5 separate regions of the Mus musculus genome follow, and all the other regions are linked to region 1. A link is a loop called in an ENCODE intact Hi-C map of the cell type or tissue named here. Cell type or tissue: heart. All regions are shown on one strand. Links, peaks and the distances in the headings refer to the core of each region. The heading gives the core; the rest is flanking DNA.

Region 1 (6,403 bases), core at 890-5,889:
TCAGTGCTCTTACCTGCTGAGCCACCTCTCCAGCCCAGAAAGAGCCTTGAGAACACAGCCATGCCCTTCCCAGTGGGAGGAGCCTTGAGAACACAGCCACACCCATTCCAAATGGTCCTTTGGGGTTTTCTAGTTTTGTTTTCACCCAGAAGGAGCAAATATTTGTGGGTGTCCTCTTATGTGAACAAAAAGACAGCTAAGTCCTCACACCCCTGACAAGTGGTCATCTCCCAACTGGAGCTCATTACAAGATCTCCTCAGGGAAAAGTCAGTGATGGGCAGGTGCTCTACACAGCACCCAGAAGCCTGTGGTGGGACCAAGGACATTTAAAGATCAGACGATGAAATTAGGTCTAGGCCTCGAATATTGGCAGTCATTAAAAAAAGTTTTTTTGGTTTTCTTTAAAAAGAGAAAGAAAAGAAAAGAAAAGAAAAGAAAAGAAAAGAAAAGAAAAGGAGGGGAGGGGAGGGGAGGGGAGGGGAGGGGAGGGGAGGGGAGGGGAGGGGAGGAGAGGAGAGGAGAGGAGAGGAGAAGAGAAGAGAAGAGAAGAGAAGAGAAGAGAAGAGAAGAGAAGAGAAGAGAAGAGAAGGAAAAAGAGAAAGAAAAGGAAAGGAAAGGAAAGGAAAGGAAAGGAAAGGAAAGGAAAGGAAAGGAAAGAAAAGAAAAGAAAAGAAAAGAAAAGAAAAGAAAAGAAAAGAAAAGAAAAGAAAAAAAACTTTTTGAGACAGTTGCACTATGCAGCTCTGGCTTTCCCAGATCTCACTATGTAGACCAGGTTGTCTCAAACTCACAGAGATGGACCTCCCTCTGCCTCCCGAGTGCTAGTGCTGGATTAAACATGTACAGCCACTCCCAGCTTTCTCTGAAATGTATGTGCAAGCATGTGAGTGTGCGTGTGTAATCAGTGCCTATGAGGCCACAAGTGGGTGGCACATCGTCTTGAGAGGGAGTGACAGGGGGTTCTGAGCCACCTGATATGCTGGGCATTGAACTGAGGACCTCTGGAAGAGCAGTAAGTGCTCTTAATCACAGAGCCATCTCTCCAGCTTATTTTTGGTTTTTGCCTGTAGGAGTTGAGTACTTTAAAATATTGAGGCTTTGATGCTTAGTTTTGTAGAGTGGGTTGATCTGTGAGTTCACTCACAAAATTATCTTGGGAAGGCCAAGAAGAGTGGACCTTGCATTGGACCTTGCATTGGCTCTGCGTAAGAGCTATAAGATCAGCCGGGCATGGTGGCGCACGCCTTTAATCCCAGCACTCGGGAGGCAGAGGCAGGCAGATTTCTGAGTTCGAGGCCAGCCTGGTCTACAAAGTGAGTTCCAGGACAACCAGGGCTACACAGAGAAACCCTGTCTCGAAAAACCAAAAAAAAAAAAAAAAAAAAAAAGAGCTGTAAGACCTGCTCTTGATAGTGAGATCTCTTGGTGAGTGTCCATGATGTCCAGTGACACAGAGCTGAGACCCAGAGCTACTCAGCAAGTTACCACACACAGGACACATTCCTTACGGTTCAGTGAGAACGGCTGAATAACCTTTGTCTTTCTTCACTTTCCCCGCCTCTAACAAGCTAGTGTGGTTATTACACACTGTACTGAGGAGCCAGAAACAGCCCTGTTGGTTTTCTTTTGTGTTATAATAGGATTTGGGACACTGCGTTCTAATTATGATCTTGATACTACTATATGTTTCTCACCCTGAGAGAGCCAGGCAGGAGGTGGGAAAGAGTTCCTCCCCTGAACGGGAAGTAGAACAAAGAGCAGAACACGCTCTCCCCATCCTACACAAGGCAGCAGACGGCAGCAGCAGGCAGCAGCAGGCCACGCTACTGTTGAGAGCTGTCGCCAGACTGTAACCTTTACATACTGTTTTGGATGCCTTCTTGAATCCGATGTTTTTAACCCAAACACTGCGGTTCTCCTCACCTTCCATCCACATTTGATAAAGTTTGATATTTCTCTCACTTTTTTTCTTCTAGTTTTTGAAAGTAGAACATTTGTTTTGCAACAGATCAATGAAGTCCTCAGAACGAGCCTGGGCTACACAGCTGCTGTGGGAGCTGTTCCTTCTAGGAATCCACATCTGGATCTATAACAGTTTCCTTTTTGTTGTTGTTATTTTGTTTTGTTTTGTTTTTTCGAGACAGGGTTTCTCTGTATAGCCCTGGCTGTCCTGGAACTCACTCTGTAGACCAGGCTGGCCTCGAACTCAGAAATCCGCCTGCCTCTGCCTCACAAGTGCTGGGATTAAAGGCGTGCGCCACCACTGCCCGGCCTATAACAGTTTCTAAGTGCCTCTTTAGCCCAGCCCTGACAGCGCATCCTAGTTCTGCTTCCTCTGGTGCTCGTGCACACGGTCGCCATGCTTCCCACAAGTCCACTCCTGAAGATAGTAAGCCTTAAAACCACAAGATGTATCAACAGGCTGATCAGCTGGGTGGTAGAAATAAGGACATCTGTGCTTGACCCAAGTTCAGAAAACAGCCATTAAAACCTGGAGCGGCTGAGTATCTGCCATCTCATTTCTGCAAGCTTACAAGAGGGTGAGGAGCCAGGACATCTGTGCTTGGCCCGAGGCACAGGAGCAAGACTGGAGGTGCTTGCCACTGCTGCTGTCATGTTGTGGCTATTGCTGGGCGCTCCCTGTAGCTGTAGGCCTCAAGTCTCAATTTATAGATCTGTTTATTCTAAAGGAAAGAAGCAGGAAGTTCATTTTTATCAGTGACCTTGACTGGATGTCTTTGATGATGTTTAATAGGCTAAAGGTTCCGCAGTTTATTTATATCATTAAAAAATGATGCCATCTTTCTTGTATTTTTCACATCTCTTTAATGAGTGTGTTTCCTGAAGTCAGTCACACACACAGTTTAAAGCAAGTATTCTTCAGTACGACTTACTAATTCTTATTGTGGCTTCATCCTGACCGATGATATAAAGTGAGCGATATTATTTCCAAATATTTACCTGAACTTGTAATCTATTGTTTCTGGGCTTTTGTTTGTTTTGTGTTGTTTGTTTTAATTTTTTTTTTATTTTAATGGTGATATTTTAAAACCTTTTTCTCCATAATATTGTATAGAGCAGAATTTACATATTATATGTCACATTTTTAATCTTCTAATCTCCTTCTTTAAAAAGCAAAATGATTTGTCAATTTAAGAAGGTTATTTACAAAAAAAAAAAAAAATTACAGGCTGGGTGTGGTAGTATGCAACTTTGATCCCAGCAGTTAGGAGGCAGAGGCAGGCAGATTCCTGAGTTCAAGGCCAGCGTGGTCAACAGAGTGAGTTCCAAGACAGTCCTGTTACAATAAGAAATCTTGTCTCAAAAAACAAAAACAAAAACAAAAATTACAGCAGTGGAAACAGCCTAAGAAATTTTAGGAAACAGTGTCACCTAGTGGTCACACACGGCACTGCAGAAATGTTAACTTGATTTCGTGTCCCATTTCACTTACAAAGACCACGCTGACCCTGAAATTAGAGAACCAGTTGCCTGTGCTTCCCAAATGTTGTGATTAAAGGAGAGAGACACCATGCCAAGATTCCTGCCCTACTTTTGAAACAGCCTCTCAGGGCTGTTTTTACTCTCAGGTAAAATTTCTGAATTCTATTTTGCCTCTTAGTGGCTGGCATAAATCAAATTATAAAGACTCTTTTGGTCTGGAGAGTTCACTGAACTATCCAGAAATGAAAACAGCCAAGTGGGTGCTGCAGCTCACCTCCAGCTCTATTAGTTCCCAGGGAGACTCCAGTAGCCAGAGCATTATCTCCGCTGCAATTCGGCTACCTAAAGGAGGAAGGCTTTCTTCCCAGAATATCTCCCTTTAACTCTTTTTTAATGTGTTATTATGTGTGGCCATGATGTTGGAGAATTGCCTTGGTACACACGTGGAGGCCATGTGGAGTTGGCCTCTGCTTCCACCTTCGCCATGGGTTCCAGGAAGTGAACTCAGATCAATAGGCTTGCCTGGAAAAGAGCTTTAGGCACTGAGCCATGCCATCGACCCTGTATAGTTCAAGGATGAATGTCAACCAGGCTTAGTGACGCATGTTTGCAATCCTAGCCCTCTAGAAACAGAATCAAGTTCAAGTCTAACTTAGAGTATGTAGTATTTTTCTAAAAAAAAAAAAAAAAAATCCTGTGCTTAATGGCGATCCCTTTCACTAGCACATCGGTCCATATATCCCTTCTTCCGTGCTGGCCATCAACCATAAGAAGTACTGTTATCCACACAATTTTGCTGGCAAGATAACTGAAGCTCACAAGAATTCCTGGCTAACTTGGTTTATGCACCAAGGACCAAGCCCTTCAAAACTCCTTCCTTAATCCACTTTGCTCCCATGTTCAACACTGGCTTGTGACTGTACACTCTCAGCAACTTCACTCTGTGTATAATATACCAAAAAGTAAGAGCTTGTCAGCTGTGTATCCTTAACACAGTTAGGATACCATAATATCCCCCTAGGAAACTTGAGATCAACATCTGAAACAAAGTTTTGGGGGGATTGAAGAAATTCGGTGTGAAAGCAGCTGCTACAACTTGAGATTTGGCTGTCTTTCCTTCGGTTTTTTTTTGTTTTTTTGTTTTTTTGTTTTTTGTTTTTTTTGTTTGTTTGTTTGTTTTTTTTGTTTTTGTGGTCACCATCTATTACAGAACTTGGGTTTGTTCCACCAGACCTAGGTTCTAATCAATCCCTTTGAAACTTACTTCAGATTCTGTCCATTGTATTTCAGTGGTTTGGTTATCCTAGTGTCTGAACCTCTGAGGCAACTGCCTTTCTAATTTCAATGTGTCTAGCATTGTGCCTGTGTGTGTGCCCTTGAGAACTGTCGATTGTAGAAACTCATGAATACTTAATATTATTAATCAAACCTGGAATTTCCCAATGCTTGCATTTGGCCACCAGGGGGCAGTCTTGCCAATTTGAAATGCCGATTTCGTTTTTGGGAGACTCCAATTCTTCACCTTTGAGCATCTCAAACGTTACTTCTTTTAGAACTTTTCACTTGAAAGTATTTCAAAGGTAACTCCTGCTGGCCGCTTGCCAGAGTTTGTCTAAGCAGAAGGCAACGTTTCATTCTCAGTAGCTACTCCATGCAGGTAGCCACAAGCCCACCAACAAACGAGAGGAAAAGGAGACAGCCCACTCAAGAGCCCAGAAATTTGTGACAGTCAAGTTCTACAAAACTAGCACAGTGAGATTCCGACCCTGCCCAGAAAGGCTCAGAGTGTAACAGCTTGTCTCAGCAGTTGGCTCACAGGCCATGGCAAGGGAGGTTGGGGGCGAGGACAATGACACAAATGTACAAATGACAAGCAGTGAGGAACCGCCATTAGAATCACTTATGTCCTTGAACATTCTAACCAGTGTGACACTAGAACTAAGGTCTCCACCACTGCCATGGGTCATAGCTCACTGGACAGGCTGGGCTGGCTGGGCTGGCTGGGTTGAAGCTTCAATCTGCATTCTGAATGGGGGCTTGGAAGATGCAGAAAACCCTATAAACAGATGCAAAGAGCTGACTGGGCCAACTCGCCAACACCAGTCCTGCCTGGGTTCCTCTCCTCAGCAAACCAGCCACATTCTACATTGGACTTTTGGATTCAGGGTGGATTTTCCTTCCGAGAAGAACACATGCATAGCTCCCTGGCTTTCTCATTCTAATCTTGAAGTATAATCACTTCTGAATCCAGTCTGTACTTTAACTTTGCCAGGATGTGGAAGCAAGAGCATCAAGCCAACAGGATGACTACACAGTCCTGTTACGTATCCTTCAGCAGCCCTAACCCTGGCCTTAAACAAAATCCCTTGACAACCCTTTTAAGTTCCTCTGTGTGTCTGTCTGTGTGTGTGTGTGTGTGTGTGTGTGTGTGTGTGTGTGTGTGTGTGTATGTATAGTTGCCAGCTTAGAAATATAAAATCCATTATTTAAAATTAGTTTTCGGGCAGCTAGTAGAGGACACGGGCAAGATGGCGGTGGTGGCTGGTCTGGTGCGGGGACCCTTGCGGCAGGTTTCCAGGCGTTTTCACCGCTCGGCGCCCGCAGCGGTGCAGTTGACAGTTCGTGAAGCTAATAATCAAGGTACGGATGAAGAACTAGAAAGAGATGAAAAAGTTTTTCTGCTTGGGGAAGAAGTTGCCCAGTATGACGGTGCATACAAGGTTAGCAGAGGCCTGTGGAAGAAATACGGTGACAAGAGGATCATCGACACCCCCATCTCAGAGATGGGCTTTGCTGGAATTGCTGTTGGTGCAGCCTGTGGCTGGGTTGCGGCCCATCTGTGAATTTATGACCTTCAATTTCTCTATGCAAGCTATTGACCAGGTTATAAACTCAGCTGCCAAGACTTACTATATGTCCGCTGGCCTTCACCCTGTGCCCATAGTATTCAGGGGGCCC
Region 2 (6,403 bases), core at 637-5,636, 150 kb before region 1:
CCTCTTCGGCTGGTGAAACCATCCTGTACTGCTTCAGGACTCAGTGACATTAGACTTTCACTGCCTCCCAGCCCAGCCTTTGCTGGGCTTTCAAACTTCAGCAGCCTCTTCGCCCAGAAAAGCAGCAGACTGTGTTGATCTTACAAGAGATTTTTGCCTGACTTTTTCCTCTTTTTTTCTTTCTCTCTTTCTTTCCATACTGTCTCACTGTGTATCCCAGACTAGCCTCAATCTCTCATTTCCCTCTGCATTAATCTCCCAAATGCTGTGATTTTTTTAGGTGACTCTCGTAGTTTACATTAAAAATTTGAGTAAATATATTTTTAAATATTTCTCCCCCACCCAATAGAATATTTATGTTTTATTAACATAATGGGTTTCATCTTAGCACCCCTACACATTCATGTAATGAATTTTGGTAATACACACCCACTATTCTTTCTTCTCCTGTCCTGGGTTTGCTACATCCCCAGTATCCCCCACCTATTTTTATTTTGTGTCCTTTATTCACCCCTTAAATTCCACATGAAAGGAAAATAACTGGGATACTTTCTTCGTGAGACTGAGTTATTTCTCTAAGCTTGGTCATCTCCAGCCCCATTTTTTTTTTTCTTTGTCTGAACAGGAATCTACTGAACATTTTCTTGATGTGTTGATGACCAATGGGCTAATGTCATAGCATAGCATAACGTAGCTCTCCTGAGCAGTGCGACAGGAAGCAGCGGCATACAGGTACGCCTATGCCGAAGGTGAGTTTCCTTCTTTGTGACTGCTGAGTCTTGGGAAGTCTAGTGTTGCTTTTTGGAAGCTGTTCCACGCTGTGGCCCTATCAGTTTGCTGACTTTCCTCATAAAATTATTGTAAGACTAAAGAAAATGCTTGAGAGACAAATATTATATACAATTATATTTATCACCAGAAGTCCACTTTCCTCTACCTCTCCATTCATTACCTTAGTTGCTCAGTGCTCTCACACCCTCATACAAGTAGTGACACAAGTCTGAGAATGCAGAGTGAACTTTGCTAAGTGCAGATTGTGTGGCACCCTATTGTGAGTGCTTTACAGATAGTATCTTGGGTTCAATGAGGTGTGAGCAGCCTGGAGTGTGAGCAGCCTGGAGCAGCAAGGTTAATAGGAACCTACCACTTCTAATCCAGCAGGCTCCTTCTTGGCCCATTTGTCCCTGTAGGAGTGGTAAGGAGAAAGGATTAACTCCGTCAGTGCCAATCTCCACTTCTATGGAGAGCTGGCATTTGGCCTGCCTAATGCCACACTCTTCCCTGGGTGAATGTGGATATATCATTTGGTGCTGTCTCTCTTTATCCCTAAGAGCTTAGATCATAACCCACGACCGTATTTCTACTCAGTGCACATGAGCCCATTTCCCAAAAATTGAGCCCAATGTCCCAAAGGGCAGCAACTCATGCCTAGCAAGGTGATCTGTAAGCCAAATACCCAACCATCAGACAGAAATGCCCAGAACTGTCCTAGAAATAGTGCATGTGCAAAGAATACATGGGTGTGGGCTGCCGTTCTATTTCCCATTTATGAGCTGGGATGCTTTTGTGCCCCTGCTCCTGTCAGAACACAGTGAGAAGGAAAGCTATTTGGAGAAAAGAATGTGTTGTGGAATTATGACACCCCAGCCAGAGAATATTTTTCCTTCCTATCCCATGTCTTGTCCATGCCAAACCCCAGCCCCACAAGAAGAGGCCTCCGCTTTACACAGAACCATTTTGAATGAGGACAGACATAGACCCTGTAGTTAGGTTTTCACCCACAGAACTACAGCCCCTCGTTGGCGTGAGACTCTACGATGTCTCAATCAGAGCACAGACTAAGAGACCCTCTTTCTCTTTCCCTCCCTTTCTGTCCTTCTCCCCCGCCCCCTCTTCTGCCTCTACCCTCTTCTATAGGTCCCAGTAAACTCTCCTTTATACTAAGCGTGTTCTGCAGCTGGTTCCTCAGAGGGAATGCCTTGGCCTGGGCCCACCCACGTGCTCCCTTCCTCCACACCACCTTCAGCAGTTTATAAAACACAACACTGACATTCAAGAGGATTAAAAATCTGTAAAATCATTTTCATGAAGTTTATTCAAAACTATGACTTTAGAAATCTAAGATTATTTTTACATTCTAACATATACTTTGATTTCAGGCAACTTTTCAATGAGTGACATTTGGTTTTTGGAATTCTATAAAGAGGAGTCCGGAATAATAAGAAGTCCTATAAAGCCAAAACACAGTCCTCATGAGTACTTGATTTCTGCTACCTTCTAGAGGCATGCTGCTCCAAATGGCTGGGTGATTACATACCCACTCATGTATTTCCCCTCAATGTTTATCTTGGAAAGATGGCAAGTTATTTTGAAAGAAAGGAAGAAAAAACAGACTGCAGAGGAAACAGAATGGCCCTGCATCTCATAGGGCAATGGATTACTAAAATTACCCCAACTTCACGGAAGAGAACTGAATTCATTTGCACATTTTCTTAAGATTCATGTGAGTTACAGTAAGACCACACACTATAATATTGAGGAAAAATGAAGACCAGACATCAATAATCATCATCTTAAAATTGAGATATTTTCCCTAGAGCACAAAACTGGTCATGGTAAGAGTTACATTTTCCCTGAGCTTTAGCATCAAACAGTGTTGCTTTTACACTTTCCAGACAAATTCAGGGATAGATCTGATTATAGTGTGATAAATCATTGATTACAAAGATACAAAGATATAGAATAATTCTAAGTCAATTTTTAGGTTTTAGCTAATGTTCATGACTGGTGTTTATTTGCAACATTCAATTACTCAGTAAAAATTTACAAAATACTTCCTGTGCACTCCTAATGCAGAAGTGAGTGGCAGAGAAGCCAGGATGCTCTCAGTCCACCCATGAGGCTTCAGATGAGCCAGTGGATAAGTAGTGGCCTGGCAAGGATGAATGTGCTAAACTATCAACTCTCATACTATTCGTTGAGTGTATACTATTTCTGAAAATAATAGGTTTTTTTTCTTTCCCAAAATCAGAGAACTTTTAAACTGACTTACCTCTAGAGGAAAACCATGTCCTTCCTCAATAATGAAAATTTTCTACTGTACGACATCATTTTAATTGTGTCTTTGCAGGAAGGAACAAGCCCAGAGTGATGGGAGACTGTTGTAATCCGTGACCTCTTCTAAGATACCCGGAACTTTCCTTTGTTGTCCAGACCTTGTACGAACACTCTGCAAGTCAGGCACTTCTGGCTTACACCCAATTTAAACATGGCTCAATCTCATGATACGCCAAATCGTTATCAGACGACCCGTGCTCACACACAAACACAGCCACTATCAGCCATAGACAGGCCATAATCTGGCAAAATCTGTACAGAACAGAAATAAACACAATGCGTGGTGTGTATTAATAAACTCGGCTTCTGGCACATACTATCATCACAAAGCCCCTGGGAGGGAAAGTGTGGTGAGGCTCACTTTCCTTCTATGAGCCTTTTCTTGTATATAAACAAGGACAAAGATCAAGGAAAGAGGTGAATCCCTGGGAAAGCATATCTCATCAGTCTTAAAAATAGCTACTCACTCTTAAAAGGGGATAGTTTCCATAGTGTCATCTTCTTAGGAGTGACTGAAATATCCCTCTCTCTCTCTCCTGCCAACCAGCCTATTGACTGCACTGTGCTTGGGAGATAGGTGAATATAAGGTTTCTCAAGACCCAATTTGCAGCCTTGTTGCAGCCCCAAGACAAAATTTTTATTGATTCAAGACAATTTTTTAAAAAGCCATGAGAACAATTTTTCCATAATGCTAATTTTTAAGTATATATATTTAAGTATATATTTAAGCATATATATGATACAAACTGCAAAATACATGAAAGAATGCCGAGTCAAGAGCTAGTCTTTTCCCCACCCAGTTGGCAAGCATCCATTATTATTTTCTTAACATGCCCAGGAACAGCATCCTTTGAACATATATTCTACATAATTTTCTTCATTTTACCATTTTGTTTTTGTTTGGTTTTGCAGTGCTGAAACCCAGGACCACATTCTTATTAGATTAATGCTCTACCACATCTAAGAGCAAAATTCTTTTTGTCTTTTACAATTTTTAAACTATTATTGTCATGAGGATCTTTATCAATTGATGGAGATGTCTCCCTGCATTAGACTAAATATAGTCACACTGTCTTCATTGATCCATGTTTTTTTGATCCAGTGTTACTGTTAGTAAGTGGACTTTGGTCTAAAAATATCTTACTTAGCTAAATTAGGAATTGGTTGCCCTGTTTCTGTGAGTTGACAATAGATTCTATCCCCTCAATCCTTTCAACTCTCAGACATAGTTTGTTTGTTTGTTTTGAATTTTTCTAAAAATCTAAGAACTGATAGGTTAGAATAGTTGATTGTTCAGTAATCAAAACAGGACTTGTGAGCCATGGATTATATTAATTGAACCTCAACTGCCATTAATCTTCCCTTTAAAAAAAGTATCCTAACTTTACATCTAAAGAGGAACATACTCTCTCCTAGAAGTTGTTATTTCTATGCAAGAATAGATAGAACCTGCTATGTGTAGTCCATGTTATTTAAAGCAGGCCCATTAGACATCATCACAAACTCTGAATGAGCAATGAGAAAGGTTAGTAATTAGCTAGGCTTGGGAAGGGTTGTTTGTGTGTCTGTTTGAGACAAATTCTCAGTGTGTAGCCATGTAGGCCTGGAGACACCTTGACTATGGCAACTTTTATACAAGAAAACATTTAGTTGGGTTCTGCTTACAGTTTCAGAGGTTTAGACCCATTGTCGTCATGGTGGGGAGAATGCTGACACACAGGCAGACATGGTACTGGAGAAGTAGATGAGTATTCTACTTCTATATTCATTGGCAGCAGGAAGAGAGAGGGGTGGGTGGTCTGGCTTGGGATTTTGAAATCTCAAAGCCTATTCCCAGTGGCACACTTCCTCAAACAAGGCCATGGCTACTAGTTCCTGTCAAGTAGCACTATTTCCTGGTGACCAATCCATCATACAGATAAATCTATTGGGTTCATTCTTATTCAGATCACCACAACTCACTCCCTAGCTCCATAGCCTTGTAGCTATAGAATAAAGCAAAAATACATTCAGTCCAACTTCAAAAGTTACCATAGTCTATCATAGTCTCAACAGTGTTTAAAAGTCCAAAATTCAAAGTCTTGTCTGAGATTCAAGGCAATTTCTTAACTGTAACCCCCTGGAAAATCAAAATGAAAAAGCATATCAGATACTTCCAATATGTGATGGCACAGGATATACTTTACCATTCCAGAAGCAAGGAACGGGAGCATAGTAAGGAAATCCTGGACCAAAGCAAGACCGAAACCCAGCTGGGCAAACTCCAAATTCTGTATCTTCATGTCTGATATCAACGAGCTCTTCAGATCTCCACCTTCTTCCAGCTTTGCTGACTGTACCACCACCACCATCTCCATCCATCCATCCATCCATCCATCCATCCATCCATCCATCCATCTATCTATCTATCTATCTATCTATCTACCTATCTATCTATCTAATAATCTCTCTCTTTCTTGGGCTGTTTCTACTTCCTGTTAACAGCTCTCCTTGGCAGGTATCCCATGACTCTGGCATCTTCAACATCTTGGGGTCTCTAAGACAATCTAGGCTTCACCTTTACAACTTCACCAAAAGGCCATTCTAGGCCTCCATTTAGGGACACCCATGACACATGCCTGGTCTCAGCATCTTTTCTTAGCCATGGAAGGAGATTCCAACACCCTTTCTTTTATCCTTGACGCTAAAGTCAAAATCATGGGGCTGGTGTTATCAAGTTCTGTTGTTTTCTGGGGCTGGAAATTGGCCCATCTCATTTAAGTTATGTTGTCACCAGCTTCCTATTTTCTATGGAATCCTCTACTGTTTAAGCTTTTCTGTAATTCCCTTTTACAAGTTGGAAGCTTAGCTGGGTGGGTCTTGCCCAGAGGTCGCCACTCCCTTTATTCCATAAAGCATCAAGCCTTTCTTTAAACTTTTTGTCTCCTTGAGCACTGGAGATACATTCACTTCAGCTCTTCGTTTCATTTCCTGATGCATCTTTCTTCCTCAAACTGTACATTTTGTATTTTTCCTTGATCAGCTTCCTCCTTTTCATTATAGGTCTGTGTACGAGTGGCAACAAACACACACACACACACACACACACACACACACACACACACCACAGTCAATACTAGGCTGTCCAGAAATCTCCTCTGCTGATGTTGTTAACCCAAAAGTCTTCAATTTAGCCTCAGGCATACATTTTGGCACAAAAGAAGAAATCAGCCACATCCTTTACCACAATGCCACAAGAAAATGTCTCTAGGCCACTTACTAATAATCTCCTCCACTGAAACCTCT
Region 3 (6,403 bases), core at 668-5,667, 63 kb before region 1:
CTGTGTTCAATGTGTGACAGCACTTATAGATTCCACCTGTCTACACATCAGTCTTTTACATTTCTACTGACATCCCTTCATCCAACAGAGAGAGGGGGAGGGGGAGAGAGAGAGGGAGGGAGGGAGAAAGGGAGGGAGAGAGAAAGAGAGAGAGAGAGAGAGAGAGAGAGAGAGAGAGAGAGAGAGAGAGAATCTTTCTAGAGACTTATTCTGTTTCCCAGGGTCTAAAGATTGTTCTTTCCCACCCATTCTCACTTTTAAATAGGCAAATGGCATCTCTTACCAGTAACCAAATTTGCTTATGTTCAGCTTCTGCAAGACAAAGTCAAAACTAGGTAGAATTAACATGCAAGGCCTCATAAGACAGACTACTCCAAGCTGTTCCAGCATTTCCCGCCATCCCCTGTTCTTTCACTTGGCTGATGCTCATCTACTCTGTGGAGGCTAAGATGTCTTTAATAGTGGGCCATACTTTCATTTGGTGGTGCACTAAGAAAGAAAAACAACTCCCAGTCAAATAGGGACATGCTGACTTAGACCAGTTCCTCGGAGAAGACGATCTCTGAGCAGGCACTGACTGGGGAGGTCTTTCCTGGATGATGTATGTAAGGAACCAGGATAGCAGGGCAGGCAGAAAAAGAAGTGAGCTGCAGTGGAACAGAAATAGAAACCTTGGCAGGACCACATGAGTCTCTGAAGCTGGAGAGCATCCTCTGCTGTCTCCCACAAAGGCGAGGCAGCTGTACCTTTGTACCCTACATAGTCTCAGTCTGTGTATAGTGAAACCTTAACTGAAGTACCTCCCCCAAGCAGAAAGTAATTTCTAAGAATAGTTGGCCATCTGAGAGCTGACCTCAGATGTGTATACAGCTCAAAAAAAGGAAGCAGCATTCACTCCATCCACTGGAATGTTCTTATGGAGAGCCAGTCTGACATAACTCATCTACTGCGTGTCTATGACTGCGTTCTTCCTGCTCACATCTTTAAAGATAGGTGTTTTTTGTTACAGTGCAGGAGAGGAAGGACCACAGATACAAATGATGCTTTTGGGTTGTTTTGGACCATCTCCATAATGTTTAAATGTGAAGCTCAGAAGCAAGAAGTGTGTCCAGATTATCCCACAAGTAACTGCACTATTTACCTCTAAACATCATCTTGCAAAACTGAAACGCTGCACTCGCTCCATGTTTCCTCCCATTCCTGGTCCCCAGGATCACACCAGATCCTGGTGTCCACCATCCTGTGTTCTGTCTTTATGAATTTAACAAGTGTGTGTGTGTGTGTGTGTGTGTGTGTGTGTGTGTGTGTGTGTGTGTGATCATGTACTGTTTATCTTCTTGTGCATACTTGTTCCACTTAGGTTCTGTCCTCATACCTCATCCAAATGTCTTTCCTTCTTGGAACTAAATATCCATTCTACATGTGCATTACATTTTTGCTTTCATTCATCTACTGTAAACATTTGAGTTTCTACCACCCACTTATTGAATATCCCAAGTAGTTTGCTACAAAAATGGGTGTAAAATACCTCCCCAGATGCAGAGTTCAATTGAGTTATAGTTGGTCAGTAAACAAGATTTTTCCATTTTTAGCATGTTGACCACCACATTTGCATCATTGGGATTCCATAGGCAAGACTTCTTTCCCATTTTCAGATATGGTTGGTTAGTTGGTTGGTTGGTTGGTTGGTTGGTTGGTTGGTTTTAGGTACTGGCCACTCAAATTGTTTGGAGGTGATGGTTCACTACGGCTTTTTACTCTCATTAATAAAATTGAATGTTTTCTCACTTGCTTTTTGACTTTTTTGTATTCTTAGAGAAGTTTCTATATAAATCCCACTCCTCCACCACCCTTCCCTCGATAGAGTCTCACCATGTAGCCTTGTATGGCCCTGAATTGGATATGTAGGTCAGGATGGCCTTAAACTCTTCTTGTCTCTGACTCGTGAGAGCTAGGACTAAAGATGTATGCCACCACATTCAGCCTCATTTTGCTCTTTCTTTCTTTTTCAGACAAAAGTCTCATGGAGCAAGTATGGCCTTGAATTTGTGATTTTTTTGTTTTTTGTTTTTTGTTTTTCAGAAATACAATCTTCGAACTGGACTTGCTGATATATGTCTATCATCTCAGCACTCAGGAGACAGAGACAAGAGAAACACAAGTTCAATGTCAACCTGGTTTTACATAGCAAATTCTAAGCCAGCAAGAGAGGGGAACACGATAGTGTATTGAGTGGGGGTAAAGGACTGAAATCCCTGAGGACCAGAAGAAAGAATGGAAATATGCAACCTTGGGAGGAAGGAGGTTGAGGAGACCCTCCAGAATGTACCAGAGTCCTGAAAGGTGAGACTCTTAGGACTCAAAGGGAGGGACCTTGGATGAAGTGTCCTACATTGGGGAGAGGGAACTTGTAGAGCCCACCTCCAGCAGAAAGACAGGGTATCAAGTGAGGGATGGGGTTGCCACCCCACAGTCAAAACTCTGACCCATAGTTGTTCCTGTCTGAAAGAACTTCAGGAATGAAAATGGAGAGGAGCCTGAGGAAAAGAAGGTCCAATGACAGGCCTGAAGTGGGATCCATCTCAAGGGGAAGCCCCAAGACCTGACACTATTACGGAGCCTATGAAGCGCTCATCAAAAGGGGCCTATTGTGACTGCCCTCCGAAAGACCCAACAAGCAGCTGAAAGAATCAGATGCAGGTATTTGTACTCAACCAATGGACAGAAGTTGCTGACCCCTCTGGTTGAATTAGGGAAAAGCTGGAAGAAGCTGAGATGGAGGGTGACACTGTGGGAGGACCTGCAGTCTCAATTAATCTGGACCCCAGAGATTTCCATACTGGAACACCAACCAGGCAGCATACACCAGCTGATATGAGGCCTCCAAAACATATAGGGTAGAGGACTGCCAGGTCTAGGTTTAGTCAGAGAAGATGCACCTAGCCCTCAAGAGACTGGAGGCCCCAGGTCTGGTGGGGTGTGAGTAGGGGGTGGGACATCTGCGTGGAGATGGGGGCAGGGGGGGGATTTGGGATGTGGAACAGTCGGAGGGTGAACCAGGAGGGGAATAAAATCTGGAGTTTAAAATAAGTAAATTTTTTAAAAAAAAGTTAAAAGAAAGAGTTGGAACTATACATAGCAAGGCTTTGTCAAAAGGAAGGAAAGAAAGAAGGAAAGAAGGAAGGAAAATACAATCCTAAGATTTGTTTTCAGCTGTACTAATTTCTCTTTAAGATAAAACAAAATTTTCAGCTCTATTTTGTAGTATGATCCCCATACTCGAGAAATCCTTTACACTTACTGCTAAAATCATTAAGCCAATGTCCTCGATTTAATCTTTAAGGTTGACTAGCCAGCACTGAGTCACTGTAATCTTAGGGGTCAGACAGGAAAAGAATTGACGTCATTACCAAATACCACTGCATAAAAGTCTGAGAAAATGGCAGCTGAATGACACAGTTGTGTAATCAGGTGTGATGAGCAACAGTCCTGGCCAAGCAAGTTAGAAGGCCTTGGCTCCTCCCTTACCCCTAAGGATGCCGTGAGGTCCGAGAACCTGTGACTCTCTCTGACATAAACCGTCTCAGTGAGTTATCAAGATGTTTCCTCTGTCACACAAGCCAACTAGCCGGGGACAAGTGATGACTTGGCACATGGTATGCTCCAGGGACAAATGAAGCAGGGGATGTGTCACACAAAGGGGCTTCCACCACAAGCCTCAGCACTGGTAAGCAGCTAAAAACAGAGCCACATAAAAATAAACCTTCAACTTCTCACCCCAAACAATAAAGATGGGTTCCAGAAAATGATACAATCTGAACAGCCTTGAACTTAGCTGGCTCCTTTCTCTGGCTTTTACTTAAAAATAAATAAATAAATAAATAAATAGACCTACTGGCCAAGTTGGTTTGTATCACTAAACTATCATAGCTTAAAACAGACTCCAAGGCAGGCACTGCCTTGGCGGTGCATTTGAAACAGTTGCTAATATCCATTAGCTTGCTATCCTAAATGAATGTAAGTGTTTCCATGGCAGAGAGTAATGACAACATCTAGCTCAACTTTTTTTCTCCAGACAGGTCTTAAGTAGCCCAACCTGACCTGGAACTCACAATCTGGCCTCCTGAAAGAAGGCTTACAGTATTATAGGCATGCAATATCATGCCTAGTTTACAAGCCAGGGTTTCCCCCGCCCCCCTTTTTTTATTAAGTGATCTTTTTATTTTAGAGATTATAGTATAGTTGCATCGTTTGTCCTTCTACATAACCCTATGTGTGGAAAATGTTAAAACTATCACATTCCTGAAAAATCTGCAAAAGTTTTAAATCTGCATAGAGTTGATGGGCAGGACTGTTTTAGGAATGGATTCTCTGCAGGTGTGATCAGGTTGAGATGAGATCATGTGGGATTAAACCCAACATGACTGATACCTTGAAAAGAAGAGAGGTTGAGACATGGGCACACACACATATGTACTTAAATGTAACAACAACAAAAAAAAAAAAATTTTTTTCTCTCAGACTTGCCGTGATTAAATGGGCATATGTGAAACATGCACTGTTGATTTACAATTTTGTTTGTTTTCAAGACACGGTTTCTCTGTGTAGCTCTGGCTGTCATGGAACTTACTCTGGCTGGCCTCAAATTCACAGATCTATCTGCCTTTTCCTCCTGAGTACAAGCTTGAAAGACATATGCCACCATGCCTGTCTCCATTTACTGTTTGTAAATCAGACTTTAAAATTTTTAACCTTAGCCAGTAAATAATTCAGGAATGTTTCAAATTTCATTGCCTGGGCTTTCCCCTCTTCCCCTTACTTTATTTTTATTGTACATTTTAACTTAATTGCACTGATTGTTGCTTATGACTTCTGCTCTTAGAGAAAATAGAAAATCTACATACACACTCACCCCTCATCCCCAACGTGGACTGTGGGTTACTCTGAGAGCTGCAACCTTTCATCATTATCTAAGCTTACTAGGAGATAGGCTGGTCTCTTGAAATAACTGGAGTTTTATTCATTTCTTCTTATTCCTACTCAAATTTGCTTTCCAATTTCCCAAAAGCACATGGTCCTGTCATTTGTGCCTTTGGCTTGTATCAGAGGAGGCCATCAGCCATTGGGTGATACATAGCCTGATAGGAGGTGCCTGGGTCAATACAGCTCCTCCAATAGAATGGAGCCTTATACTGCTGAACATCAGAAACCTCATTTCCAACACTCCAACACTGAGAACATCCACACTATCACTAATAAGAGGCTCATAGAGAAGATAATAGAACACTGAGAGTAAGTCCTCAAAAATAGGATTATCTAGGGCAGTGGCTCTCAACCTTCCTAACTATGTGACCCCTTAGTACAGTTTCTCATGTTGTGGCAACCCCCAAGAATAAAAAAATTTATGTTGTTACTTCCTAACTGTAATTTTGCTACCATTATGAATTGTAATATGAATATTTTTTGGAGAGAGAAGTTTGCAAAGAACTTGTGACACACAGATTGGGAACCACTGATCTGGGGTGATATCATCTACAAATCATCTTTGATATGTTTCATACTTTTGGCTACAGAATCTAGTATCTAACATCACATTTTTAAATATCTATTTGTTATTAGGTATTTTCTTCATTTACATTTCAAATGCTATCCCAAAAGTCCCCCATACCCTCCCCTTCCAATCCCCTACACACCCACACCCACTTGTTGGCCCTGGCTTTCCCCTGTACTGAGGTATATAAAGCTTGCAAGACCAAGGGGCCTCTCTTCCCAATGATGGCCAACTAGGCCATCTTCTGCTACATATGCAGCTAGAGACATAAGCTCTGGAGGGTCTGGTTATTTCATACTGTTGTTCCGATTATGGGGTTGCAGACCCCTTCAGCTCCTTGGGTACTTTCTCTAGCTCCTCCATTGGGGGCCCTCTGTTCCATCCAAATAGCTGACTGTGAGCATCCACTTCTGTGTTTGCCAGGCACCGGCATAGCCTCAGAAGAGACAGCTATATCAGGGTCCTTTCAGCAAAATCTTGCGGGTGTATGCAATGGTGTCAGCATTTGGAGGCTGATTATGGGATGGATCCCCGGGTGAGGCAGTCTCAAGATGGTCCATCCTTTTGTCTCAGCTCCAAACTTTGTCTCTGTAACTCCTTCCATGGGTGTTTTGTTCCCAATTCTTTTTTTTTTAATTTTTAATATTTTTTATTACGTATTTTCCTCAATTACATTTCCAATGCTATCCCAAAAGTCCCCCATACCCTCCCCCCAACTTCCCTACCCACCCATTCCCATTTTTTTGGGGGGACTGGCATTCCCCTGTACTGGGGCATACAAAGTTTGTGTGTCCAATGGGCCTCTCTTTACAGTGATGGCCGACCAGGCCATATTTTGATACATATGCAGCT
Region 4 (6,403 bases), core at 629-5,628, 200 kb before region 1:
TTAATGCATTGTTCTTAAACTATACATACTAAAGCTCATATTAAGTCCCACCCCAATATCATTTCAAATTTCCAAGACTTCGTAATTCAAGTTTAAACCTTGTAGTTTTCTAATGAATTAAATTCTACTCAGAGAAACAAAAACCTCTTTATTCACTGAAAGTTCTTTCTTACACACCAGAAAATATTAGGTTAAGTGTAATCTTGTTTTCTTTTGTGTTTTGAGACAGAGTCTGTCTACATAGTTCTAACTGTCCTGAAACTCGGGCTGGTTTTTAATTTACACCAGTGTGCCTTCCTCTGTCCCCTTAGTGCTGGAATTAAAGTGTGCACCTCCACACCTAGCTAGGTTCATTTTATAGTTCTAATGAGATTCTAAAGAGCAGGCAATTTGATAATTCAATTCTGCTAAAAATGTCAGGCAAAAACATTTCAGTGGTCTTAATTTCTATTTGTCATAAAAGAGAAATTCTGTAAGCTTTATATCACTATATATCCATTATCATATAGTACAGAAAGCATTACTTTTTCAAAAATAATTTTATTAAGTAGATAATAGAGCATTTTATAGGCAATGTTTTAGTGCACTAACACATTACATTATAATCACCTCTTTAGTTACTTACATGTCTCTCAAACATTTAGCATGTTTTTTGTGATAAGAACATTTGGAATCTTTCCTGCAGGCTTTGTGGACATAAAGTGACACCATGTTCCCAACGGTGATAAGTCCCGCGTAAAATAGCATGAGCATTGCCTCCTCTTGGGCTGTGGCTGACATTGTACCCATTAAGCACCTTCTCCCTCATTCCCTCACTGGCCCCTGGTAACTAATATTCTGCTCACTTGTTCTATGAGTTCAATGTTTTTATATTTCCCAGATAAGTAAAACGTAGCGGGCCAGAGCGAGTGGGGCCAGAGCAAAAGGGAAGAGGGGAAAGGGGGAGAAAACAAATTAAATGTAGCATCTATGTCTGGCTTGTTTTGCTTAACATTATCACTCTTATCCATGTTAGCGACAAATGACATAGTAACTCTTTGTGGGCTGAAATTATTCCACTCTGCAATACTACATTTTAAAAATCCATCTACAGATCAAAAGATGGCCTAGTTGGCCATCACTGAAAAGAGAGGCCCATTGGACATGCAAACTTTACATGCCCCAGTACAGGGGAACGCCAGGGCCAAAAAGTGGGAGTGGGTGGGTAGGGGAGTGTGTGGGGGGTATGGGGGACTTTTGGGATAGCATTGGAAATGTAAATGAGGAAAATACCTAATAAAAATATATTAAAAAATCCATCTACAGACAATTCAATGGGTTCTGTATCTTGGCCATACACCTAGTATGTGCTTAGCAAGCACAGGGCCCTTGGTTCGGTACCAAGTACTACATAAAAAGTAAGTGGCACATCTTTCTATTATAAATAGTATTTCATATAGCATATCAAACAAACTTCTGCTCTAGCCCATGTATATTGCAAGCTAGATCTTTGATATGTTGATTTCATATCTTTAAGGATTTCACAATGGTGTGGCATTGGTGGATCATATAGTGCGTCAATTTTAGTTTGGGGTGTTTGTGTTGTTGTTTGTTTTCTGGTATTGTTTGTTTGTTTTTGAATACTTTCTGTACTATTTTCCTTAGTGACTACAGTAACTTACACCAGGAAAGTAGGAGTTCTTCATCCTCACCAGCAAACATTTCTTTTTGGCTTTTTAGTTTAGTTCTAATACAGATCTAGTAGAGATGGTCTCTATTGTGAGTTTGGATATGCATCCCCTTGATTAGTGAATTGGGCATTTCTCATATATTTCTTCATCATTTGTTGCCCACTTTAATCCTTAATTTTCTTATTATTAGTTCTCTTCGCTGTTGCTTTCTTCAGTTCTTTTGTGTTCTGGATATCACCTCCTGTTTGAATGAATTTGTTTTCAAATGCTTTTTCCCATTCTGCAAGTGTGATCTTCAAGGAATTGTGTGGGATGTAAGAGAATGTGTTGGAGGAATTGGGTTATTAGTACCTTGTGAACGCCAGGGACAGAGACTAGAAACAGGAACTTCAGAAGCTAAATATTCTGCAAACAGGTTATAGAAACAAATCAAGAGCCTAATGTAATAAAAATGACTGGCAAAAAAAAAAAATTCTAGTGAGGGTGTTGATAAATCCAAATGAGACTTGAAAATGAGGTTGTTTGTTTGGAAAACAGTTCTCAAAAATTAAATACCATGTAACCCATAAGTCAACCCTCTGTATGTGTGTGAATGTGTGTGTATGTGTCCAAAACTTAAAATGTGTTCACATGAGGATTTAGACAAATAATACCCAGGTGGTGGCGGCACGTATCTTTCATTCCAGCACTTGGGTAGAGGCAGGTGGATCTCTGAGTTTGTTTTTTAGCTGAGGTCTGCCATTTGCCCAGGAAGGCCTCATAGTCATCTATGCATCCATCAGCTAGTGTCACCACTGTCAAGGCCATGTATTGGGAGAAGTTGTTATCCTCAGTTCTATCTAAAATCAGGTTTGCACTGCACCGAGAGGAATCCCAAGAAGCACAAAGCAAATATCTCAGCCTACAGGGTTCCGTTTCATCCTCCAGCCAAGGGTCCCAAACTTCTTTCAGTGAACATCATCTTCTTCCAAGTTCTGGTTCCGGTCAACATCAGCCTGCCAATAACTTGCAGATCCAGAAGCAGAAGTTTGAGAGCTTTTCTGGTAACAGTTGGATTAAACTGTTGACTTCTGAGAACAGGCAGCTCAAAGTTCAAAACTTTCTAGCAAAGGTTACTGCTAAATGCTCATAACCTAATTAAAATATGCCAAGCCCGAGAACATCAAATAATTTTTAATATTAAGAAAAAATCCACCTTAGTCTCTTGGGTTTTTTTTTTTTTTCCCTTGACACAATGCTACTAAGAGGACTTAATGGCTTTTTAAAAGTTTATAGTTTAATCCATACCTTTGCTTTACAGTTCCATAAATTTGAAAATAACTCAAATATACTAAAGGTCAGTGGCCAGGAGTGATGGAGAGCTAGAAGGCGCAAGGCCCTGGGATCCACCTCAAGCACTGTAAATTAAATACCCTAAAAGCTGACCACTAGGCACCAACAGTAAGTGTTGTGAGTCACATTGCCCACTTTTCCTGCAGAAGCAAGGCCCAGGCTAGATGATCACAAGTGCCAGACCAGTTTGAGCAACACAGAAAGACCTTGCCCGAAACAAACAAACCCTTATGAGTGGGAAAAAGAACGCAAGATGCTTAGGCTGAGGAAGGTATCTAAGTATTTAAAACCCCTTGAGTCAGCTCTCCATAGGAAGCTTCGCCAGCTGCTCTGGGAGCGAGGGAGCTCTACAAGCGAGTGGGACTGTGCTCCTTCCCGGGGTGGGGTGAGCACAATGGGCCGCTGCGCTGCAGCGTCTGCAGTTCCCAGGGAAAAGGTGCTACAAGCCGTCTCTGCCCTGCGGGGCGGCGAGCGCCTGGCGGACAGTTTGTGCCGCGGGGCAAGGACAGGAAGCGCGCGTTTCTGCAGCCGCGGCTGGCCCGAGATAATGCCATTGTGTCCCGGCGCGGCGACCGCTCCCACCGCCGGGCCGCGCTGGCGTCGGGCTCCCTGGCTGCGAGCCAGTCAGTAATGCAGCCTGCCGGGAGGCGCGCGTCCCCTCCCGTCCCCTCCCGTCCCCTCCCGTCCTCTCCTGTCCCCTCCCGGAGGCGCGGCCACGCCTAGTCCTCCGCAGGAAACCTGGCCACAGCACCAGACTTCGTGACTTCTCTTTTACGAGCTGCGCCCACCCGGCCTGGCCGGGCTTTTGTTCTCAGCTCACTGAGCGCTGGCGCGGAATTTTAAAGCTGCAGGCCTGCAGGAGCGATGACAGAGTTATTGCAAAGATACAGTATCTTGCTGAGCCCTGCTGCCCGCACTGCAACGCTGGGCTCTCTCATCACCTTTGCCAACACCTGCCTCTTCTGTGCAGCCTTCCATCAAGTATGACGGGAGCCCTCACCAAGGACGATTCTAGACATATTTAGCAGCAATATTGTTTGATTTCAACTAGACATTGTTCTAAACACAAAGGAGTTCAAGGCTGGGGCTTTGATTTTTGTTCTCCCCTCCTCCCGCTTCCCTATTCTTCAGGCTGTCAAGTTTCTCTGGGAAAATGGGATCAAAATGCTTGGTGACATTTCCACAATAAAACACTCACATATATATAAAATAAAACTTAATATATTTATTAAGATTTCCTTTCTAGTCGTGTCCAGATTATAACTCAAATCTACAGAAGTCAGATTTATGTCGACAGTTTCCTCCTAAAACCTTCAACAGATGGACAAGCAATGTAAGAATTCTGCTCCTAGTAGAACATTCCCAATAAGATGGAGTACCAGAAAGTTCCTTCCCTTCAGAAAGTTCCTCAGAGTGAAAAGGAGCAAATGGTTCTTTCAGAAGCCAGTAAATGATTTCATGATATAGGAGGTAAAATAATTACTTTACTGCCTCAGGTTTCTTTCTTTTTAAAATAATTTATTTCTATTTTATATGCATTGGTGTTTTGCCTGCTTTGTCTGTGTGAGGGTGTTGGATCCTCTGGAGCTAGAGTTACAGACAGTTGTGAGTTGCCATGTGGGTTCTGGGAATTGAACCCAGAGTCCTTTGGAAGAGCAGCCAGTTCTTTTAACCTCTGAGCCATCTCTCCAGTACCCTGTTTTAATTTTGTTTGTTATAATTTTACAAATAGAAAAAAAAAGGTATCTAAAAGTCTATTACCTTATATTCAAAATGCTGGAGATTGAACCCAGGGCCTTGGAAACACTAAGCAAACACTGTACCACTAAGCCATTATCCAGTTTTCTCATCTATAAAGGGCAGAGTAGGTACCTTTTGAGTTACTGAGATGTTTCTAAAAGCAGTTCCTCTACAACAGGAAAATATCCATTGGGTAAAGGTACTTATTCAAGGTTTGATGAGGAAAATAAATATAATTAAAATGAACGTCCAAAAAGCAATACCAACATGTTTTAAGTATTAGCAGAAAGGGCCTATGGAAAAAATCCTAGGGAATGAGTCTAACAAGAAAGATGCAAGGAAATCAAAGGTCTCAGAAAGAACACTAACAGAAAGCCATGACAGATACAAAGTATCACCAGGCTGCCCAGGATCAACAAGCCACCATGCTGGTTCTACAGATATAAAGACAACACATGAAATAGCATATGATCTCTATGTAATAATTTTCCTTTTTAAGAAAAGTTGATATATTATTCAGCAGGTGCAGATGGCAACAAGGGGAAAGAACTGGGAATTCTAGAAGCCCAGGAAAACTGCAGCAAAGGAAGGGCAGCCTAAAATAGTCTGCTCTCAGCCAGCTCCCCCAGACCCTACTTCATAGACTGTGAAATATAGGAAGACAGAATTTTGAGTGGTCTCAACACAAAGAAATGGCAAATGTCACAGTAGTGAGTATGCCAGTCACCCTGACTAGATGACTGAAGGTTGTATGCAGCTATTGAAATGTTAATACTGAGAATACTGAGTCCCATAAACACACACAATCGCTGTGTGTGCCAATGAATATATATATATATATATATATATATATATATATATATATACACATATATACATATATACAGTGAGCTGGGATTAGTTAATGAAAAGCTTCTAGCTAGGAAGACAGAAATGCGTTCCTGAAGTACAGAGACTATGATGTCCTCTGCCTACATCATGGCAGAATGACCCAGGGAAATGAATGTATCATTTCTCTGATGATGATGTAGCAAGAAAGTCCTAGTGGTCTACAATGACAAATCTTTTATCTCTCAACTTAGAATAGAAATTTAAAACACCAGTTTTGAACGGTAAGTAGACAGATCAGCTTAATTTTCATATCTGTAAGGATATTGTAGTTAAAAGTCATCCATCAGTCCACAGCCAAGAAGACTGTGGGAAAAGGAAGCCACTCCAGACCAATTTCACTTCCATTTATGATAGACAGTGAGCTGTGTAATAAAGGCAGAACAATGGATGTGGAATGTGCTCCCAGGGCCAGGGAGTAGGAACTTCCTTGTCAACTTTCTCAGGCCGGGCCTTCTCCCTGCCCACCTGCCTGTGGTGGCTTCTAGTTCCCAAGCCTGCATTTACTCCTTGAAGCACACAAGTTGCTTTTTGTGTGGCAAGTGTGAGGAGGAGCAGAGATCAGAGCATTGAAAGATACCTGACATGAGGGTCCTGACCCTTGCTGACTTTGATTTCTGCTTTTATTAAATGGGATCAAAATACCAGTCTTTCATGATCGCTATGTGCACACATCTTCTCCAGCTCTGGACTCTAACCAACTCCTAGACAGTTATTACAAGAAATGTTTCGTTAAATATATTTTAAACTAATTTAATACATTATATATTAAC
Region 5 (6,403 bases), core at 768-5,767, 280 kb before region 1:
AATCATTTCCACTTACAGCGTACCTGGACTCTTCTGTTTGATTTTTGGTTTTGTTACAATTGTTTTGTTCAGTGATCAAGTTTGCTGCAGATCAAGTCTATCTTCGTACTTGGAAAGCACTCTAACACTGAACTACAGTCATAACTTCCTTGTGTTGGATATTCTGTATTCAGTCCTTCAGTTCCAATAGGGCAGGTGTGAGCTGGAAAAGCTCGCCCTCTTCCTGTTCAGGAAATTCCCGGCCTCTCTTCTCCATCTCTGTGGGGTTCCTAAGTGCAGTTCCTCCGTGGGGTTGGTTAAATGGTAAGATTGGGCTTTTTACACAATTGTCCACAATACAAGAAAGCCCAGGGATGCCATGTTTCCCTTCCTATCACCTTTGAATGAGTTAGAGCAGCAAATCGCGCTCAGATTAAAACATGGAAAGGAACGATCCACTGCCTTCTCTAGGATCAGTCTTGAAATCTAGCAATCATTATCACAGTGGCACCAAGAAAATTTTACATCTTCATCTCACCATACATTATAGGCTCCCTTTAAATTCAAGAGAATAGTATCTGTTAGTTAAATCATGTGAATCATGTGACTCATAACAAAGAATTCCTCGAAGAAATAGTTCTTTGATTTCAAATATCTGATGCCTGTCATGTTTTGGATGCTTGAACTGTCTGTGTTATTTGCTGACCAACACCGAGGCTTCTGTAACCCGAGGATAGCTGGAAAGAGTCACATAATGCCAGAATTAAAGAGTGTGTGCTTTGTATGTGTGTTACTAGGATTCCTGTAGAAGAATTCCTGTTTTTCTCAGCCAATCATAAGGAGAAGGCAAATATGCAAACATACAAAGCTGCTTAGAACCCAACAGAAACCTGCCCTAGATGCTCATATCTATTTCTAAAGGATCTCAGAAAGACGCAGTAGGGAGCATGGTGTCCTTTATTGGCTGTTTTTTCTCCATACAAGGGTGAAAGAAAAATGAGATGATATCAAAGGACAAAACAACCATTAGCAGATTCTTTGATCACTTTACCTGAGTGCTTGAGGAAAGGAACTAGCCCAAAGTCTCTACCTACAAGAGTTGTCTGTGAGGATGAAGAGACCTCCATCTGTATAGTAACATTGCCTCAATAATTTTAGCTGTCTTGTCTTCCTATTCACACCTTAGGAGTGGTTAAAAATGTAATGTAGGTGAGATTTTTTTTGTTATGGTACCGAACTCATCTTTTGGTCCTCTTTAATCTTTGAGGGTTTCAATAAAAATTGCTCACTCTAAAAAAAAAAAAATGTAATGTAATCTGATTTTGGACTTTGCCATAAGTATTAGAGATTCTTTCTCTCTTTCCCCTTTCCCTACTTACCTTCTTTATTTTAAGAGTTAAATTTCCAGCAGTTGTTTCTTTGGATTCACACAATAAAATGTCTAGAGAAATTTCAACTAGCCATGTGGCCTTGAAGGTGAGCCTGGACAAATCCTCTGCTCATTACATAGTCTACTGAGAACGTCTTGGAAATCCCTGTAAATGAACTTATGCTCAAGCAGAACAACCTCTCTGGGATGAAAGAAACAGTGTAGAGCAGGGAAGAGCACTAAATAAACATCAGCCTGGAAGCCTGATGTCTTGGTACATGCCTTTAGTCACAGTACTTAGGAGGCAGAGGTATGCAGATCTCTGTGGGTTTGAAGCCAGCCTGGTCTACAAAGTGAGTTCCAGGACAGCTAGAAAACAACAACAACAACAACAACAAAAAGTAATAATAAAATGAGACAGGTTGTAGAGACTCTGGTTTTCCTGCCTAGTGTCAGGGACTAGGAGGGAGAAAGGAAAAGGAAATAGGTTAGATAAACTCCCTGGGATGAACTTTAAATTTTTAAATAGAAATTTTAAAATGATTATAGTCACTAGAAATTTCCAACAAAGTAGGCTCAACCTTTTGTCACTGAAAATGTCTACCCTTCTGTGCCTAGTAATCAGGAATCCCCCCTTTAAAATGTTACACTGACATTTCCATGGAACCCTTCAAATCCATCGCCTTCAAGTTTTCCATCATCTAAATACCTTACATGTTGACCAGAATGTGAATTCTAGTGCCCACCTATGCCCCCTACACAAAGAGACTCTGTAAATACATTAGGAGTTAGCATCTGGACTGGGTTTGCAGCTCAAAGGTGGTTCTCTTGTCTCCCTTGATGAAGCTGTGGCTTCAGTCCCCAGCCTGTATGGGGACTGGAAAATGAGAGAATAGCGCTCAACTGGGAGGCAGGCTTGCTCAGACCGAAGCTGTGCAGAATGACACTAAGGAAACACCTGGCACAGGAAAAGCCCACAAACCAGCAGTTCCTATGATGGCCATGTGGACCGCAGCACTCAGCACAGCATTTGCAGGGGCTAGTCTTGTACCTGTTTCTTCACAATAGGACGGATGCTGGTTTGTGTCTTCACCTGCGTAAAGCACACCACACACAAATCACTCTAGGAGAATCTTGAGCCTGAAAACTGTAAAATGAAGGGACACAATCTAGCTATAGCAAGATGCACGGTTGAAATTACATACTAAAGTTCACTAACAGTCACAACACAAACTTTATTTTGATTAGTTTCTCTGACTCTAAAATTGTAGGAATTAAAGGCAAATTTTGTGGGAAGTGGGATCAAGACTTTTGGAAGAAAAGACAAACAGGAAAGAGTTATATCTGAAAAGCTCTTTTGGCAGGTGTCGAGATGACTGAAAATCCGAAATTTTTGAACAGCCTCATTAAAGTGTACAGAATTAAAAACATTTACAGTATCATTTTTAGAAACCAATATTTGGAATGTACATAACAAGTTCATCTTTTGAGAATTTTTCTCAGAACAATTATATCACATTTGAACACCCCGCTGTTTGTGTTTAGGGTTTCTTAGATGCATTTTCTTACCATTGTAAGAAAAATGAAAATTTTACAATTAAGTATACACTTCTAATTGTATAATACTTACTGTTGATCTTTAATTTGATAAAAATCGATGCGAGAGATTTTAAAAAGATTCCAGGATTTATTTAAGATTGAGAAAACACGCATGACAAAATTTCTCTAGATCAATACACTTTCAAGAAATGGAATAAGTCAGTGAGATATTTTAAAACTGGCTAAAACTGGACAGTGATTGTGGGGAGCAAGTCCCTCAAGGCATTTAAAACAAAAATCTCGTGTAGCCCCTCAACTGTTCAAGTGGCAGACAAAATAAATTACCATAAATTATATGCCAAGGCAACTTAAAAACAAAACAGCTTGACGCTAAGGATTTCCTTAGCGCTTCCAGGAAGTGTGTAACACTGCTTCTGGCCCTCAGGTCGGGTCGGCAACCGTCAAATGTCGGGGTAGTTGCAATAGTAGACCGCTGAGCTAGCGTCGGACACCACGGAGGAAATGGCTCCGTGGCTGTCTGAGAGGTTCACTCCGCAGTCGTGTCCCTGGTAGGGAAGACCCATCTCGGGCTTATACACAAAGGGCAGATACTGTTCGAATTCCGTGCGGTCCACCTCCCCTAGGAGCTCAGTGGGCTGGTTGGATTCCGTGCCATCCCGGCAGGGCAGAGCCTCGGGAGGGGGCGAAGGTTGCCCGGGGCCGTGCGCTGGGTGCTGCTGCTGCGGTGGCGGCGGCGGTGCCTGCGGTTGCAGCGGCTGCTGGGGTTGCGCGTGGAAACCGCGCCCCGCACTTGCGGCGGGCGAGCCCATCGCGCCGTAGTACAGGTGCAGAGCGCTGGGGGGCGCCAGGATCCCCGGCATCGCAGGGCCCGAGGGGTCCGGCCCCACTCGCATGGGGCCAGCGGGCGGCTCTACGGACACTGCATAGTCCGAGACTGGAGCGTAAGTGTAGGTGCCGGCCGCCGGGCAGTCCCCTGGCAGCGGGGCTGCAAAGAAAGCCGGGTCCTGCTCCACGCCATCCAGCGGGGATGTGTCCGGAGTGGGCAGAGGGTAGCCGTCGAGCGCGGGAGCGCCCAGTCCCTGGCAGTCCCGATAGTGGGGGCCCATGTGCGGAGACATCAGCGGAGGACCGGCCGGATAGCCCGGCTCCGGGAAAGGCAGACCCAGGCCATCCATGGCCACGCGGCCGCCCTCGGGACCAAGCGCGCCGGCCTGGGGCTCGACGAGAGCGTGCAGGAAGCCTCCCTCCACCCGCTTCATGCGCTTCACCTGCTTGCGCCGCCGCGGCCGGTACTTGTAGTTGGGGTGGTCCTGCATATGCTGCACGCGCAGCCGCTCGGCCTCTTCCACGAAGGGCCGCTTCTCTGCCAAGGTCAACGCCTTCCAAGACTTGCCTGCAGGGAAAGGTGGAGAGGCGCGCAGGGTTACCCGAGTGAGCTCCGGCACCCTGACCCCTCTCTGGTGCAACCTCTCACTGAGCGAGCAGGTGAGAAGCCCGGTCCTATTCGGATGAAAGTGTTAGATCGCGTCCTTACAGGACGCCTAGAAGGGGCTTCCTCCCTTACCTTTCTCCCCTTAACTCGAAAAACTGCCAAAGTCCCCTGATCTGGGAAGGGGTCGAGCCAGGGCTGTGCGGGTTACCTCTCTGAAATACTGAGAAACCCTTACATTCGCTCCTATGGCCCAAAGACCAAAGTGTTACTTTGGCGAGAGAGGGAGCTGGAAGAAGGGATTGAGTCTACAGCACACCTCTTGGCTCAAGGAAGTGGCTCAAGGAGATTCTCTGGAGTGCGCCGGTGCCCTGTATCCCCCTGGTCCGACTCACCTAGCATCTTGCTTAGCTCTGCGTTGTGCAGATCTGGGTTCTGCTGTGCCAACCGCTTGCGTTCGTCTTTGGCCCACACCATAAAGGCGTTCATCGGCCGCCGGATGCGAGACTCCGCTTTGGCTCGGCCCGACGTCCCGGCTGGCGCCCCGCTACTCGCCACCACCTCGCCTTTCACCTTTACATCCCCGAGGGGGCTCAGGGACTCGGCCCAGGGACAGGGGCCCAACCCTGCCATCACCGCGGGCTGCGCGCTCCGGGGCTGGCTCTGGTCGTCACTGGCGTATCCCGCATCCGGGCTGCTCATGGCTCTCCAGACCGACCCCGAGCTCTGCTATGGCCACGGGACACGCCGCTTCCCCCGACCCTGAGGCAGGGATCGGAAGCTAGCCTGGAGATGCCCAGAGGAACTCGTAAAGCTGAGCGGGTGCTACCCTCCCGCTGCTCTCCTGGTAGACCTAACCCTTCGCCTAATCCGCGCTGGAGATCTACCCAGTGACACTGCGGGTGTCCCCCCGGGCCGCGGGGCCCTTTTCTTTATGGACGCGGCCAATGGCGAGGCGGGGGCGGACCGGACCCTAGTCCTTAGGCCCCCGCCCAGCCAGTGGTCCGAGTCCCAAGTCCCACACCCGCCCCTTTCCCCTCCCCCGGCAGTGTTCTGGCTACACCTGCCTTGGGGAAAACTGGCTGGAGCCGGGCGCTGGCGCCAAGACCTCTTGGGGAAATAGGAAGGCTGAAATTCAGATGTCTGGAGGTGCTGCTCACTGTAACGGAAGATTGAAGAACAAGTCCAAGGTTGTTCACATCAACATACTAGGTATAGGTATTTATTCCATTCTTTTAAAAAAATATTACCGAAGGTAATTAACTTAGCATGATTTTTCAGAGAAAAAAAATCCTGTTCTTCTCCCAAGAACTCATCCATCATGCTTATATTATAATAAAAATATCCAAGGTAAATAGCAAGTTGTAATAAAACAAAGTTTAACATAAAATGCTATATCACTAATATATCACTGCTCAATAAGAGCTCAAGTCAACCCTGAGGAATTTCAGTGTGAAACATAAAAATATAAAACAAAAGCTCCTTTTGTGTGTTCGGCAAAAGAGGCAAGATCTGGTTTTATTTCTAAAGACTTGCAAGGCCATGATTCCATCGCAAACACCACGAGATTAAAATGTAAAATAAAGTGCAAAGACAGCAGCACTGTGCTGTTCCTCGGAGGAAAAGGATCAGTCCATTTAAGCAGCAAATCCGTAGCGTGTAAGACTGTTAGCCTGACAGACGGTTACAACGTTTTCTTAAGACTGGAATGAAAAGCTGACCACCCTTAAATTTATTTTAAACCTGAAAGTACTTTCCCACGGGCTTCAAAACATGCCTTCCTACAATGCTTATCCCAGCAACCACTCAGCACCCTCCAAATATTAGCAAACTCATTTAGTTCTAGACGTAGTCTTTTTCAAGGGCAGCATTATAGATTCTAGGAGAGGAAAGGGAGACTCATCACCTGTTAAGGCAGACACTGGGAGAGTGTTACACACACTTAGCAGCCCTCCTTCAGACAAGGAGCTCCAAAAGCTCTGTGTTACATTTGAGTTTGTTTGCATGTTTGTGTTGTTCTCTACCAGATCCAACGGTCATCCTTGCGTAGTTTTAAGGTAGGAAAA

The links. Peaks named below come from ENCODE experiments on the same cell type or tissue, not always from the same donor. Only the 100,000 strongest peaks of a DNase experiment are listed, where the experiment ranks them.
Region 2: it touches region 1 in a loop (3-fold over the local background); 2 of 42 quality-filtered maps call a loop at or near these places.
Region 3: a loop joins it to region 1, with 5 times the contacts of the local background. A loop is called at or near these places in 5 of 42 quality-filtered maps.
Region 4: it touches region 1 in a loop (2.8-fold over the local background); 3 of 42 quality-filtered maps call a loop at or near these places.
Region 5: it touches region 1 in a loop (5-fold over the local background); 13 of 42 quality-filtered maps call a loop at or near these places.

What each region holds. Positions count from the first base shown.
Region 1 is chr1:4,765,158-4,771,560 of GRCm38, forward strand. It overlaps the pseudogene Gm6123. Among named protein-coding and RNA genes, the nearest start is that of Mrpl15, 17 kb to the right of the region's middle. In heart, for the core only: CTCF peaks have their summits at 3,401 (motif pointing left) and 4,905 (motif pointing right); no DNase peak of the experiment used is centred there.
Region 2 is chr1:4,614,391-4,620,793 of GRCm38, forward strand. It overlaps Gm29874 (a long non-coding RNA gene), which reads left to right. Exons shown (of 5, transcript XR_001778816.2): 3 at 626-749; 4 at 2,160-2,615; 5 at 3,131-3,415. Among named protein-coding and RNA genes, the nearest start is that of Gm37323, 8.6 kb to the left of the region's middle. In heart, for the core only: no CTCF peak of the experiment used is centred there; a DNase peak (open chromatin) is centred at 3,311.
Region 3 is chr1:4,702,847-4,709,249 of GRCm38, forward strand. No RefSeq gene overlaps it. Among named protein-coding and RNA genes, the nearest start is that of Mrpl15, 80 kb to the right of the region's middle. In heart, for the core only: no CTCF peak of the experiment used is centred there; a DNase peak (open chromatin) is centred at 3,605.
Region 4 is chr1:4,568,240-4,574,642 of GRCm38, forward strand. All of the region lies in intron 2 of Gm37323 (a long non-coding RNA gene), which reads right to left. Among named protein-coding and RNA genes, the nearest start is that of Gm39586, 24 kb to the right of the region's middle. In heart, for the core only: a CTCF peak has its summit at 3,497; a DNase peak (open chromatin) is centred at 3,542; H3K4me3 peaks cover 1,135 bases; H3K27ac peaks cover 1,078 bases.
Region 5 is chr1:4,488,368-4,494,770 of GRCm38, forward strand. Sox17 (SRY (sex determining region Y)-box 17) reads right to left here. Exons shown (of 5, transcript NM_011441.5): 3 at 5,405-5,496; 4 at 4,733-5,099; 5 at 2,561-4,301. The coding sequence starts at 5,039. The coding sequence ends at 3,349. Among named protein-coding and RNA genes, the nearest start is that of Sox17, 5.8 kb to the right of the region's middle. In heart, for the core only: a CTCF peak has its summit at 3,736; DNase peaks (open chromatin) are centred at 3,814, 4,004 and 5,244; H3K4me3 peaks cover 2,426 bases; H3K27ac peaks cover 1,614 bases; H3K27me3 peaks cover 3,592 bases.